2 separate regions of the Homo sapiens genome follow, and region 2 is linked to region 1. Evidence: chromatin contacts called from ENCODE Hi-C or POLR2A ChIA-PET data. All regions are on one chromosome and are shown on one strand. Each heading gives the region's core, a stretch centred on a gene start or an enhancer-like site at or near the end of the contact. The rest is flanking DNA. Distances are from core to core; before and after follow the strand shown. Region 1 overlaps ABCA1 (ATP binding cassette subfamily A member 1). Region 2 has its middle 86 kb from the start of SLC44A1.

Region 1 (6,671 bases), core at 401-2,900:
CTGGCTTCATGGGTGGGCTGCAGGCTCTGTGACCAGTGAAGGCAGGATAGCATCCTGGTCAAGATATGGATGCCGGAGCCAGATTTATCTGTATTTCAATCCCAGTTCTATTCCTTGCCAGTTGTGTATCCGCTGGCAAGTTACTTCTCTATGCCTCAATCTCCTCATCTGTAAAATGGGGATAATAATATTACCTGCAATACAGGGTTGTTACGAAAATAAAAATGAATAGGTGCTTAGAATGGGGCCTGACATTAGTAAGTGCTTAGTTTTGTGTGTGTATATGTTATTTTTATTTTGGAGGAGAACATAAAAAGGACAAAGTGTAGAAAAACTGGTTGGGTGTATTCAGCTGTCATAACATGAGAGTTGTTATGCCCAGATGCACTTGACATGTGAATTTATTAGAAACATGATTTTTCTCTGAGTTGATGTTTAACTCAAACTGATAGAAAAGATAGGTCAGAATATAGTTGGCCAACAGAGAAGACTTGTTAGACTATTGTCTGCATGTCAGTGTTTGCATGCTAACTTGCTTAGTTAGAAAGGTTAAATTTTTTCACTCTATAAAATCAAGAAATATAGAGAAAAGGTCTGCAGAGAGTCTTTCATTTGATGATGTGGATATTGTTAAGAGCGGGAGTTTGGAGCATACAGAGCTCAAGTTGAATCCTGACTTTGCTACTTATTGGCTATATGACCTTGGGCAAGCTGCTTAGTCTCTCTGATCCTCAGTTACCTTTGTTTGTTGATGATGACCATTGATAACACAACCATAAATAATGACAACATAGAGATAGTTCTCATTATAGTAGTTGTTATACAGAATTATTCACTCAATGTTAATTTTCTGCATTGAAATCCCAGAACATTAGAATTGGGGGCATTATTTGAATCTTTAAGGTTATAAGGAATACATTTCTCAGCAATAAATGGAAGGAGTTTTGGGTTAACTTATAAAGTATACCCAAGTCATTTTTTTTTCAGAGAAGATATGGTAGAAAGTCTTAGGAGGTTGAAGAAGGAATTGGATATTTATTCTTTCTGAGACTATCATGGGAGATAATGACTATGGTTGTCCATGATTGGAGCCGTTGCTGTAGAGTTGGTTTTATTATAGTGTAGGATTTGAATGGGCCATGTGTTCTCAGACCTCAGATTAAAATGAGAAAACTGAGGCCAGTGGGGAGCGTGACTTCACATGGGTACACTTGTGCTAGAGACAGAACCAGGATTCAGGACTTCTGGCTCCTGGTCCTGGGTTCATGGCCCAATGTAGTCTTTCTCAGTCTTCAGGAGGAGGAAGGGCAGGACCCAGTGTTCTGAGTCACCCTGAATGTGAGCACTATTTACTTCGTGAACTTCTTGGCTTAGTGCCTCTGCCAGGTGGCCATAACCTCTGGCCTTGTGTTGCCAGAGAAAAGGTTTAGTTTTCAGGCTCCATTGCTTCCCAGCTGCCAAGAATGCCTTGGTGCAGCACAGTCATAGGCCCTGCATTCCTCATTGCCGTGCTGGTTGGTCGGGGAGGTGGGCTGGACTCGTAGGGATTTGCCCCTTGGCCTTGTTTCTAACACTTGCCGTTTCCTGCTGTCCCCCTGCCCCCTCCACTGCCTGGGTAAAGATTGTCTTGCCAGCTGTGTTTGTCTGCATTGCCCTTGTGTTCAGCCTGATCGTGCCACCCTTTGGCAAGTACCCCAGCCTGGAACTTCAGCCCTGGATGTACAACGAACAGTACACATTTGTCAGGTATGTTTGTCTTCTACATCCCAGGAGGGGGTAAGATTCGAGCAGACCAAAGATGTTTACGAGGGCCAAGGGAATGGACTTCAGAATTACACGGTGGAATGAATTTTACTGCTGCGGCTCAGGTCCCTGTATAAGCTAATACTGCATGCATAGAACAGCAGCGAACTAACCCTGAATAATAGGCCAGTCTTCTGTTGAGCCTTTCAGCCTCTCTCCTCTTCATCCTACTGTTGTCAGGAACAGCCACATGTGTTTTAGGTGAAATAATCCACCCTTGCAAAAATCCATGATTAAGTTATAAAATATTTGGATTTGTGGAGCTGTGTTTTAATTCTGTAACTGAGTCACAGGGCACACTGTCAAAGCATAGAACCTCCAGAGACTTGTTTTCTGCAAAGTATAATTCATGTAATTATTATCTATTCTGTTATATTTGGGATGTTAGGTAGTGTTTGTTCTTTAGATAAAAATATCCCCCACTCTGTAACAATACATTAAATCAAAGAAAAGGACAAAGGATTTTTCTGGGTCTTGTTAGCAGGAGCTTTCTTCAGTCCTGAAAGATTTGTAGACCTGTAGATGGGGGAACTGTGTCAGTGATACAAAAGGGAAGCATTTAAAAAAAAAAAAGTATATATATATATATATATATATATATGTAATGTGAATTGGCCTCTTTTTCTCTAAGCCCACATTTTCTTCTTACATAGTTCAGGTTTACTTTATTTTTTCCTTTCCGGCTGCTGACCCTGTATTGCCCGTAGTTGTGGAACATAGCATGTGTTTGTGACCTGTGCCTGTTATTTTTGTGCTTTCTAGTTGTGCATGCAAAGAGTACAAAGTTTTCTTGCCCTTTCTTGGAAAATCCTGCTTGTCTGTGCCAAAGGGATAATTGTGAAAGCACTTTTGAAATACTTAATGAGTTGATTTTCTTCAAATTAAAAAAAATATATAAATGTATATGTGTATGTACATGTGTGTACACATACACACCTTTATACATACAGCCCATTTAAAACAAGCTCCACTTTGGAGTGCTCTACGTCACCCTGATGCCGAATACAGGGCCAGAGTCTGAGATCCTTCTGGGTGGTTTCTGTGTTTTGTTCATTTCTGTTTTAAGAGCCTGTCACAGAGAAATGCTTCCTAAAATGTTTAATTTATAAAAACATTTTTATCTCTCGATTACTGGTTTTAATGAATTACTAAGCTGGCTGCCTCTCATGTACCCACAGCAATGATGCTCCTGAGGACACGGGAACCCTGGAACTCTTAAACGCCCTCACCAAAGACCCTGGCTTCGGGACCCGCTGTATGGAAGGAAACCCAATCCCGTGAGTGCCACTTTAGCCATAAGCAGGCTTCTTGTGCTTGTTGCCTGGTTTGATTTCTAATATGCTGCATTTATCAACTGCATGCCACATTGTGACCGCCAGCATTTGCCCTTTGAATTATTATTATGTTTTATTTACAAAAAGCGAAGGTAGTAACCGAACTAAATTATCTAGGAACAAACGTTTGGAGAGTCTTCTAACACCGTGCAAAGCACGTCATTACAGACATTTGTTTACTGATTTAGAACCTTAATATTTAATTTAAATAGCACTTTACACTTACTGATGAAATGCTTTTCCTTTCTTTCTCTCCCAGCCCCTGTACTTAAGTGCTTCAATAGGCTCTCATTATATATGATTTTTAGGTTTTGCTTATCAGCTTCTTCGCTTTTATAATCTGAAAAGATGGCATATGAATTTTTATAAAAAGGGACACTTTCTTCTTCTCAAATTGTATATTTTTATTGTACTTTCCTTCAAAACCCCCTTTTAAAAAGTAAGCAGTGGATAAATAAATTCAGTGAAGCATCCATATGACCCTTAAGTGAGTGTAGGGGAAGGGAGGTCACCAGATCACTGTGAGTGAAGATGGTGGAGAGGTGAGGATCTTATGAGGCCGTGCTCAAGGCTGGTAGAGGTGGGTTAGTGTTTCCAGGTTTAGGCAGAATCTCAGCTGAGGTCATGAAACAACAGTGATCTCTGAAAAATTATGGCAAGGTGGGAAGGTGCTGGAGAATTGGAGAGGGGGCAAACTTGACTTTCAAGTTTCAATGGGAAGATAGGTGACTCTGCACACCACAGAACAGTGAGCATGATAACCTGTTTATACAAGGTTCTAGAGCAGATTTCTAAATGGATAGCTACTGTGTGCTTGTTTGTTCTTAATTAGTATTGGATAGTTACTAAATACTTGTTAGTACTTAGTACATAATGGGTGGTAAATCCTAGCAGCTAATATTGGTTCCCAAATAACCAGATGACAAGGATAGAGAAGGACACAGACACGGCCTATCTGGATTTCATGGTGCCTTTGATTTTCCACATGAAGGTTGTGTAGGGAAGATAGAAGCATGAGATGAGATGATAATATAGTTATCTGGATTCATCACTGGCCAGCTGAACCATATGAACTCATGGATTGATGCTAGCTTAGGAAGGCTCTGTAGGAGCCAGAACTGGGCTGAGAGCCAGCCCATAGAGACAAAAGAGGCCCGGCCCTGACATCAGAGGGTTCAAACATGATGTCTGAGCCCCACCTACAGTCTGCCGGAGGTGGTTGGAAGGAAGAGCCTTTATCCTTACAATTCTTACTGAAATTCAAATTTTTAGGTTTTGCAAAAAAATGGTGGACCTGAAGGAAATTTGACAGGAGCATGTCTCAGCTGTATTTAAATTTGTCTCAGCCAATCCCCTTTTGAATGTTCAGAGTGTAAGCTTCAGGAGGGCAGCGCGTCTTAGTGTGACTTTTCTGGTCAGTTCAGGTGCTTTAAGGAGACAATTAGAGATCAATCTGGAAAACTTCATTTGAATTTTTAATACATAAGAAAACAATAAGAAATAGTTAAAAATATATATTTATAATATATATATGTGTGTGTGTGTGTGTGTGTGTGTGTGTGTATATATATATATTTTATTTATTTATTTTTTTTTGAGATGGAGTCTCGCTCTGTTGCCCAGGCTGGAGTGCAGTGGCTCAATCTTGGCTCACTGCCACCTCTGCCTCCCAGGTTCAAGTGATTCTCCTACCTCAGCCTCCTGAGTAGCTGGGATTACAAGCATGTGCCACCACACTGGCTAATTTTTCTAATTTTAGTAGAGATGGAGTTTCACCATGTTGGACAGGATGGTCTTGAACTCCTGACTTAGTGATCCACCCGCCTTCGCCTCCCAAAGTTCTGGGATTACAGGCATGAGCCATCGTGCCTGGCAATTATATTTAATATTTAATAATAAGGAAATAATTGCTGTAACTTTACTTTAAATTGTGGAATTCTGAAACTGGAAGGGAACTGGAAATGACTTGTTGAATCAAATCATTTTAAACTTTTATTTTGCCAGTGGAAAAAATAAGCCCCCAAAAGAGCAGGGGACCTGCTGATGTCCCACAGTAATTCAGAGCTGGAGATGAGGTTGAAGGCTTTGTGTCTTATCTCCAGGGAAAATTTGTAGACAGCGTAGCTCTTTATGTGACGAGCATTCTCACCCCAGTCATCCCCCAATTCTCTACTCATTTGAGAACATAAATTGGATCTTGCCAGTCTCTACTCATTTTTCAGCACATCGAGCATAAGATCCAGACTCTTTCCCAGGCCTCTCTCATCTGGCTCCTCTCCTCCTCCTTTATCATTACTCTTCTTCGTAGCTTATCCTACTCCAGCCATGCTGTCTTCCTATTATTCCTAAAAAATAGAAATGCATTTCTTCCTAGGGCCTTTGTACCTGCACTTGCCATCGCTTTTGCTCAGAATGTTCTTTTTGCCAAGCTTTTGCCCAGCTTGTTCTCCATCATTGTTATGTTTTGGCTGAAATGTCTTCTCTTAGTAGGTTCATTCTCCCCAGTCACTGTCTTTTTATTTTGCTTTATTTTGGGCCATCTAAGGTTATCTTATTAGTGTATTTGTTGTTCGTCTCCTCCATGGGCATACACCTCCATGAAGGCAGGTATTTTCACCTTAGGCCCTCGAATATACTGGACAGCATCTGGCACGTAGTAGATGCTCAACGAATGTTTGTTGTGTGAGCAAATGGTTGGTTGATTGGATTGAACTGAGTTCAGTATGTAAATATTTAGGGCCTCTTTGCATTCTATTTTACTTATGTATAAAATGATACATAATGATGATATAAATGATGTCACAGTGTACAAGGCTGTTGTGGGATCAAGCAATCAAATGAGATCATGCTTGTCTTTTCCAAATGGTGAGGGAATAGATGCATGTTTGTGGTTGTTACGGAATGATCCTGTGCTCCTGAGGCAACAGAAAGGCCAGGCCATCTCTGGTAATCCTACTCTTGCTGTCTTCCCTTTGCAGAGACACGCCCTGCCAGGCAGGGGAGGAAGAGTGGACCACTGCCCCAGTTCCCCAGACCATCATGGACCTCTTCCAGAATGGGAACTGGACAATGCAGAACCCTTCACCTGCATGCCAGTGTAGCAGCGACAAAATCAAGAAGATGCTGCCTGTGTGTCCCCCAGGGGCAGGGGGGCTGCCTCCTCCACAAGTGAGTCACTTTCAGGGGGTGATTGGGCAGAAGGGGTGCAGGATGGGCTGGTAGCTTCCGCTTGGAAGCAGGAATGAGTGAGATATCATGTTGGGAGGGTCTGTTTCAGTCTTTTTTGTTTTTTGTTTTTTTTTCTGAGGCGGAGTCTTGCTCTGTCGCCCAGGCTGGAGTGCTGTGGCATGATCTTGCCTCACTGCAACCTCCACCTCCCAGGTTCAAGCGATTCTCCTGCCTCAGCCTCCTGAGTAGCTGGGATTACAGGCACGCACCACCATGTCTGGCTAATTTTTGTGTTTTTAGTAGAGATAGGGTTTCGCCGTGTTGGCTAGGCTGGTCTGGAATTCCTGACCTCAGGTGATCCACCCG
Region 2 (6,487 bases), core at 3,614-6,113, 350 kb before region 1:
AAGCAGGAGAATCACTTGAACCGGGGAGGCAGAGATTTCAGTGAGCTGAGATGGTGCCACTGCACTCCAGCCTCTGTCTTAACAAAAAAAACAACAAAAAAGTCTTTCTTATTTTACTGTATTTTTTCTTTTCTTTCTTTCTTTCTTTCTTTCTTTTTTTTTTTTTGAGACGGAGTCTCGCTCTCTCACCCAGGCTGGAGTGCAGTGGTGCGATCTCAGCTCACTGCAAGCTCCACCTCCCGGGTTCACGCCATTCTCCTGCCTCAGCCTCCCAAGTAGCTGGGACTACAGGCGCCCACCACCACGCCCAATTTTTTGTATTTTTAGTAGAGATGGGGTTTCATCGTATTAGCCGGCATGGTCTCGATCTCCTGACCTCGTGATTTGCCCACCTCTGCCTCCCAAAGTGCTGGGATTACAGGCGTGAGCCACCGCGCCCGAACATTTTACTGTATTTTTTTCAAAGTCTCTTGTTGGTAGTGATCTGATTCTTATCAAACTTTTTCATTGTTAACTCTACTAGTACTATTCAATTTGAATACACTCAAAACAGAGGCCACTCAATTTTATAAAAGGAAACCTTCTAGTTCTCAAAATTCCATTTTAATTTATGGTGGTTTGCTGTACTGTTCTTGTCTTTGCGTTATGCTCATTCTTAAAAAACTGTTTGTCTGGGTTTCTAGGTCAGAATTTTACATGTAGAGCAAATGGTCTTTATGCACATTTACTGTATTATTTGTTGAAGATGAAGTATGCGAAGATTTTCAAAGGATTGGGGGTAAATTTTACTCAATTTAAAGGTCAGAGGTTTACAATCATATGCTAAGCTATAGTGCATTTATAACTTTTATATCATTGTGTGTGTGTGTGTGTGTGTGTGTGTGTGTAAAATCACTGCATAAGGTCACCTTATGATAATTAGAATTTCTCTATTTCTGGTAGTTGTACTGTCTGAGTAATTCAAGCTGGAATTCTTTATTTGTCCCAAATTTGATATATAGATTTTGGTACTTGTTTATTGCCGCTCACTGTAGAAGTCCTGCATATTTAAGTAATACCTTGGTGCCAAGATTTTGGGAGCATCTAGATCATCTGGGAACTTTTGCAATTCTTATGAGTGGGTGTTAACATGTCACAAGATGCCAACATCCTATATGAAGGTAAAATAATCAGGTGAGACCCTGGAGGTGAAGCTCAAATTTGTGGATGACTCTGTGTGTGTGTGTGTGTGTGTGTGTGTGTGTGTATGTGTGTGGTGTCCAGGGAGGCCACAACTAGTAAGGGGAAAGGAAACCCAGAAGTGGTAACAACATTGGTCATTGTGTGGAATGATCTTGTGCAGAAATCTGGCAAGAAAAATATGACTGTAGCCTTTATTGACCTGCTATTGGCCTGTCACTCTAAGTAGCACGAGTTCAGTAGAGACACTGCATTATTGATGCTCCTACAAAACTTGCATTTTAATGCCCCTCAAGAATTCAGGATTGATAGAAATAGTGTTATAGCTTAATCAACTGAAACTGTAGATAAAAATAGATGGCTGCTGTCCTGGAACAGGAGGGTAAATGTCCTCCTGGGTGCTGATGAAATGGTTTTAATGTCATGGCCCAAGAATGTCCCTAGTAATTGGTTCTGAGTAATTAACCATTGTCAGTACTTTTAATGCAAAGTCTTCCAAAGATAATATCATAATTATTGGCAGATATTTCCCCAAATTCATTTGACTTAAATAACAAAATCCCCCACAAAACAACAATCACAACAAAACAGAACCCAAATCCATCTAACAAGTACAGTCATTCAATTTCCTTGAGACTCATTCATCCTGTCAAATCCACTGGAAAGCCATAGGATTTGTTGATATATTATTGAGAGTTTTAAATACCATTGGGGTAAATGTTGATATTTGCTTTGGATATTTTTTAGTTCATAGTAATCTCAACCATGCTTTATGGTATATAACTTTGTGCAGAGAGATTCAGCCCACTTCCTGAAGAAAAAAATTAACCTTGCCAGCAGATTAATTTCTATGTGGATCCTGGTTAGGCACCTCAATTTTAAAAATAGGGCAACAACATCACTACCTGTGCAAGTATGTTCTCACACAGCACTGGAGATGGTTCTTACTGGTTTGTTAGACTGTGTGCACCTTTCTCCACATCCATGTTCACTGATGTCAAGTTACTAGCTTGAAATTGGTTATAGCAGGAGTATTTACACCAGTGATTCTCAATGAGAAAGATTTTGCCCCCTAGGGCACATTTGACAATCTCTAGAGACATATTAATATTTTGTTGTCATAACTGGGGGGTTGCTACTGACATCTAGTGGGTAGAAGCCAGGGATGCTACTCAATATTCTTTAAAGGCCAGTGCTTCGTAAGAATTATCTGGCTCCAGGCCAGGTGCTGTGGCTCACACCTGTAATCCCAGCACTTTGGGAGGCCGAGGTGGGCGGATCACAAGGTCAGGAGATGGAGACCATCTTGGCCAACATGGTGAAACCCTGGCTCTACTAAAAATACAAAAATTAGCTGGACGTGGTGGCGTATCCCTGTAATCCTAGCTACTCGGGAGACTGAGGCAAGAGAATCACTTGAACCGGGGAGTCAGAGGCTGCAGTGAGCCGGTATCACACCACTGTACTCCAGCCTGGCAACAGAAAGAGACTCCGTCTAAAAAAGAATTATCTGGCTCCAAACACCAATGGTGTGGAGGTTAAGAACTCCTGATTTACACCATGGAAACTGGCAAACATTATAAGTTTGGACTTCCTTTTGTTTTCTTTCTTTCTCTTTTTTTTTTTTTTTTTTAAGAGTACCAGTTTATCAGCTTCTAAACCAAAAAGTGAATTCTTAGGACTTCATCACTATATCATCTGTAATTCTTATTAGAAGCCAGCTGGAGGAATGGATGTTTTTGGAAGACTGAAAGCCATGTTCTCCCTGGGTAATTCATACAGACCATGAATTGGCAAACTTTTTCTATAAAGGGCCAGAGAGTAAATATTTTAGGCTTCTCAGACCACACGGTCTCTGTTGCAACTACTTATGTCTGTCGTTATAGTGTGAAGACATCCATAGGACAATATTTAAATAAATGAGCACGGCTGTGCTCCAATAAAACTTTATTTACAAAGCAGGCTGATAGTTCACTGATCCCTGACTTAGACTATTAGTTTAGCCCCGTCTCAGACATTGCTTTCACGGAAGATTTATTCTGATGCCATGAGCCATCTGCTCAAGCTTTAAAAGCTTCCTCTCCAGCTCTTGCTGACACATTGGGCCAATATGAAAAGGTGGGCCAATATCAAAAGGTCCTACAGATGCCAGTCACTTAGATTTGTATTCTCTAATCTTGTCCATGAAGTTTCTACACAGGATCAATTTCCTTATTAAATGTCACTGCTGTTATCACCAATGTTCTTGGGAAAATGGACTGAAACTGCTGACAGAAGCACAGAGGAGACCCCAAAGAGCCTCTAAAGAATCATAGTGGGCGGGGCACAATGGCTCATGCCTGTAATCACAGCACTTTGGGAGGCAGGCTCACGCCTGTAATCACAGCACTTTGGGAGGCAGAAGCGGGCAGATCACCTGAGATCAGGAGTTCAAGACCAGCCTGGTCAACATGGCGAAACCCCATCTCTACTAAACGTACAAAAATTCGCTGGGCATGGTGGCAGATGCTTGTAATCCCAGCTACTCGGAAGGCTGAGGCAGGAGAATCACCTGAACCTGGGAGGTGGAAGTTGCAGTGAGCCGAGATCATGCCATTGCACTCTAGCTTGGGCAACCAAGAGTGAAACTCCGCCTCAAAAAAACAAAACAAGAAAGAAAAGAAAAGAAAAGAAAACAAAAGAAAAGAAAAGAAAAAAAAGAATCACGGTGAGTCTATGTTTCTTGCATAGAACCTCTGGGGTCCCAAGTGGCCATGGAGGCCACAGTTCTACTTCCGGCCCTAGCCCCGCCCCTACCCGCCTACCCACCATCGCAATGCATGATGGGCCACCACTTCACTTGGGCCACATCCACGAGACCCGAAGCTTCTTCCAGGTGGTGTGTGGCTGCCCCGAATGCGCTTTGAGAACATCCACTCCTTCCCCAATTTATATTGGGGGAATCAATAGTTTTTGTGCCTATCACCTCGTGTAATCGCAAAGATTTGTGCATAAAAGTTATGCCAGGCCGTGCACGGTGGCTCAAGCCTGTAATCCCAGCACTTTGGGAGGCCTAGGCGAGTTGGATCACCTGGGATCAGGAGTTCCAGAGCAGTCTGACCAATATGGAGAAACCCCGTCTCTACTAAAAATATAAAAATTAGCCAGGTGTGATGATGTGCACCTGTAGTCTCAGCTACTCTGGAGGCTGAGACAGGAGAATTGCTTGAACCCAGGAGGCGGAGGTTGCAGTGAGCCAAAAGCGCGCCACTGCACTCTAGCCTGGGCGACAGAACGAGACTCTGTCTCAAAAAAAAAAAAATAAAAATAAAAATAAAAAAGTTATCCCATTTCAGGGTAAGGGGATCACTGTATTTATTCCTCTTTTTAAGTCCAGTGGAAGTTAGGGATGAAATTGCCCAATGTGAGCCATGCCTTTTTAGTCTCGTAATTTGTTTCTCCCTGGAAGTCCTTAGCAACAGGCAGGAGACAGCAAAGTTCCCAGTGCACTGTGCTGAGTGGCAGAGGGTAGACCTGGCTCCATAGGAAGTCTGTCAGCCACAGACTGAACAGCTCCGTGGCTTTTGACCATATTTGCAGTGTCTCCCAGAGTTGTGAGCAGAAGCAGAGAGAGGATGCTGTGCACCAAGCGCTTGTAGGATCAGGCTTGCCCTGGCAGTCAGGCCATGGCTCTGGTGTCCAGATGATGGAGGGCAGGCCTCTCTGCTGTTGTAGCCGGGCTAAGCAAGTATGTTAATCTTCCTTTGTCACTAGGTGGCAGAATATAATTAAGATGTCAGAATTTCTTCCATAACATTGGAAGGCGTTTCTAGTTCCTTCTTAATGACCTCCTTCATTACTTTGCAGTATTTGCTAATGCCGTTTAGGACTGAGGCAATGAAATAAAATTTCCTTCTGCAAACATTTTCTATATTTATCCAGGATTCTACTTTTTTCATTTAACTGGCTTGCCTCTTAGGGAGAAGCATCCTTAACATAAAGTACATTCTCTTCTTAATGGCTACTGTTTGGACAATCCAAACTTCTTATTTTTATGTATTATTTTGTTACTCTTTGTGGGGTAGAAATAAATACTCTCCTGTCACATGTAAAATTTCAAATAGGTTTATTATAATGCATAATGTGATAATCCATTTTATAAATTAAAAATACATGAGTCCACATTGATAATAAATAGCTTTATTGATTTTCCTAACTATAAAGGCAATAGACACTCATTTAAAAAATTCTGAAAATACAGAAAAGTATAAAAAAGAAAAAATAATAACCAGTAATCCCACTATTCAAAGAGACCAAGCAGAAGGATGATAGAGTACCCCTGAATAATTGATCTTATCAAGTTGATGAAGCATAATTCTAAAAAAAACACATGGGTAAATATATGCCTCATAAAATATAATCCTGGGCTACCTGAAGGCCTGGGTCAGCACTTAACTCTTTTTTTTTTTTTTTTTTTTTTTTTTTTTTCCAGATGGAGTCTCACTCTGTTGCCCAGGCTGGAGTGCAGTGGCATGATCTTGGCCCACTGCAACCTCTGCCTCCCGGGTTCAAGCGATTCTCCTGCCTCAGCCTCCCGAGTAGCTGGGATTACAGGCATGAGCCACCACACCCAGCTAATTTTTGTATTTTTAGTAGAGACAGAGTTTCACCACGTTGGCCAGGCTGGTCTCAAACTCCTGACCTCAGGTGATCTGCCCACCTCGGCCTCCCAAAGTGCTGGGATTATAGGCGTGAGCCACTGGGCCCCGCGAAAACTATTTTTTATTAACATTTTATTATGAAAAATGTAAAGCATATACAAAAAAGTAGGAAGAACTTTATAACAAACCTGATGTATCCACACCCAGCTTCAAAAATTATCAATACATGGCGAATCTTGTTTCATCAATGCATGCTGACTTTTCTCCTCTCTAGTCTAGATGATGTTGATGATGATGATGATTACTGTTATTATTTGAGATAGGGTCTCACTCTGTCTCCCAGGCTGGAGTGCAGTGGTACGATCATGGCTTGCTGCAGCCTCGACCTCACCAGGCTCAAGCCATCCTCCCACCTCAGCCTCCTGAGTAGTGGGACTACAGGCAGATGCCACCACACTTGGCTCATTTTTAAATTTTTCCTAGAGACAGGCTCTCACAATGTTTCCCAGGTCTGGCCTCAAGCAATCCTTTCTCCTTGACCTCCCAAGGTGATGGGGTTACAGGTGTGAGCTATCGTGCCTGGGCCCTGGGCTAGATTATTTTGAAAGAAATCCCAGACATTGTTTCTCTTAACTTATACATATTTTATCTGTATTTCTAAAATAAGT

The links. Hi-C counts contacts between places; a loop is a spot of excess contacts on that map. ChIA-PET counts read pairs that join two places held with the same protein, here RNA polymerase II (POLR2A). Pooled maps may share reads with other maps.
Region 2: a loop to region 1 is called in a map of dorsolateral prefrontal cortex, with 4 times the contacts of the local background. The contact joins two enhancer-like sites. A Hi-C loop is called at or near these places in 10 of 168 maps with a recorded cell type or tissue (CD4-positive, alpha-beta memory T cell, Calu3, MCF 10A and 7 more) and 19 of 50 pooled maps. POLR2A ChIA-PET finds 5 or more read pairs at or near these places in 1 of 52 experiments (OCI-LY7).

What each region holds. Positions count from the first base shown.
Region 1 is chr9:104,805,875-104,812,545 of GRCh38, reverse strand. It overlaps ABCA1 (ATP binding cassette subfamily A member 1), which reads left to right. Exons shown (of 50, transcript NM_005502.4): 29 at 1,622-1,746; 30 at 2,982-3,080; 31 at 6,116-6,305. Among named protein-coding and RNA genes, the nearest start is that of NIPSNAP3B, 45 kb to the right of the region's middle. RefSeq lists an enhancer at 1,424-1,718. Within about 2 kb of position 1,650, at least 14 of the 41 ENCODE cell types and tissues checked have a DNase peak (open chromatin) inside an H3K27ac peak, as active enhancers do; they include dorsolateral prefrontal cortex, where a contact is called at or near this core.
Region 2 is chr9:105,155,712-105,162,198 of GRCh38, reverse strand. No RefSeq gene overlaps it. Among named protein-coding and RNA genes, the nearest start is that of SLC44A1, 86 kb to the left of the region's middle. Within about 2 kb of position 4,863, at least 7 of the 41 ENCODE cell types and tissues checked have a DNase peak (open chromatin) inside an H3K27ac peak, as active enhancers do; they include dorsolateral prefrontal cortex, where a contact is called at or near this core.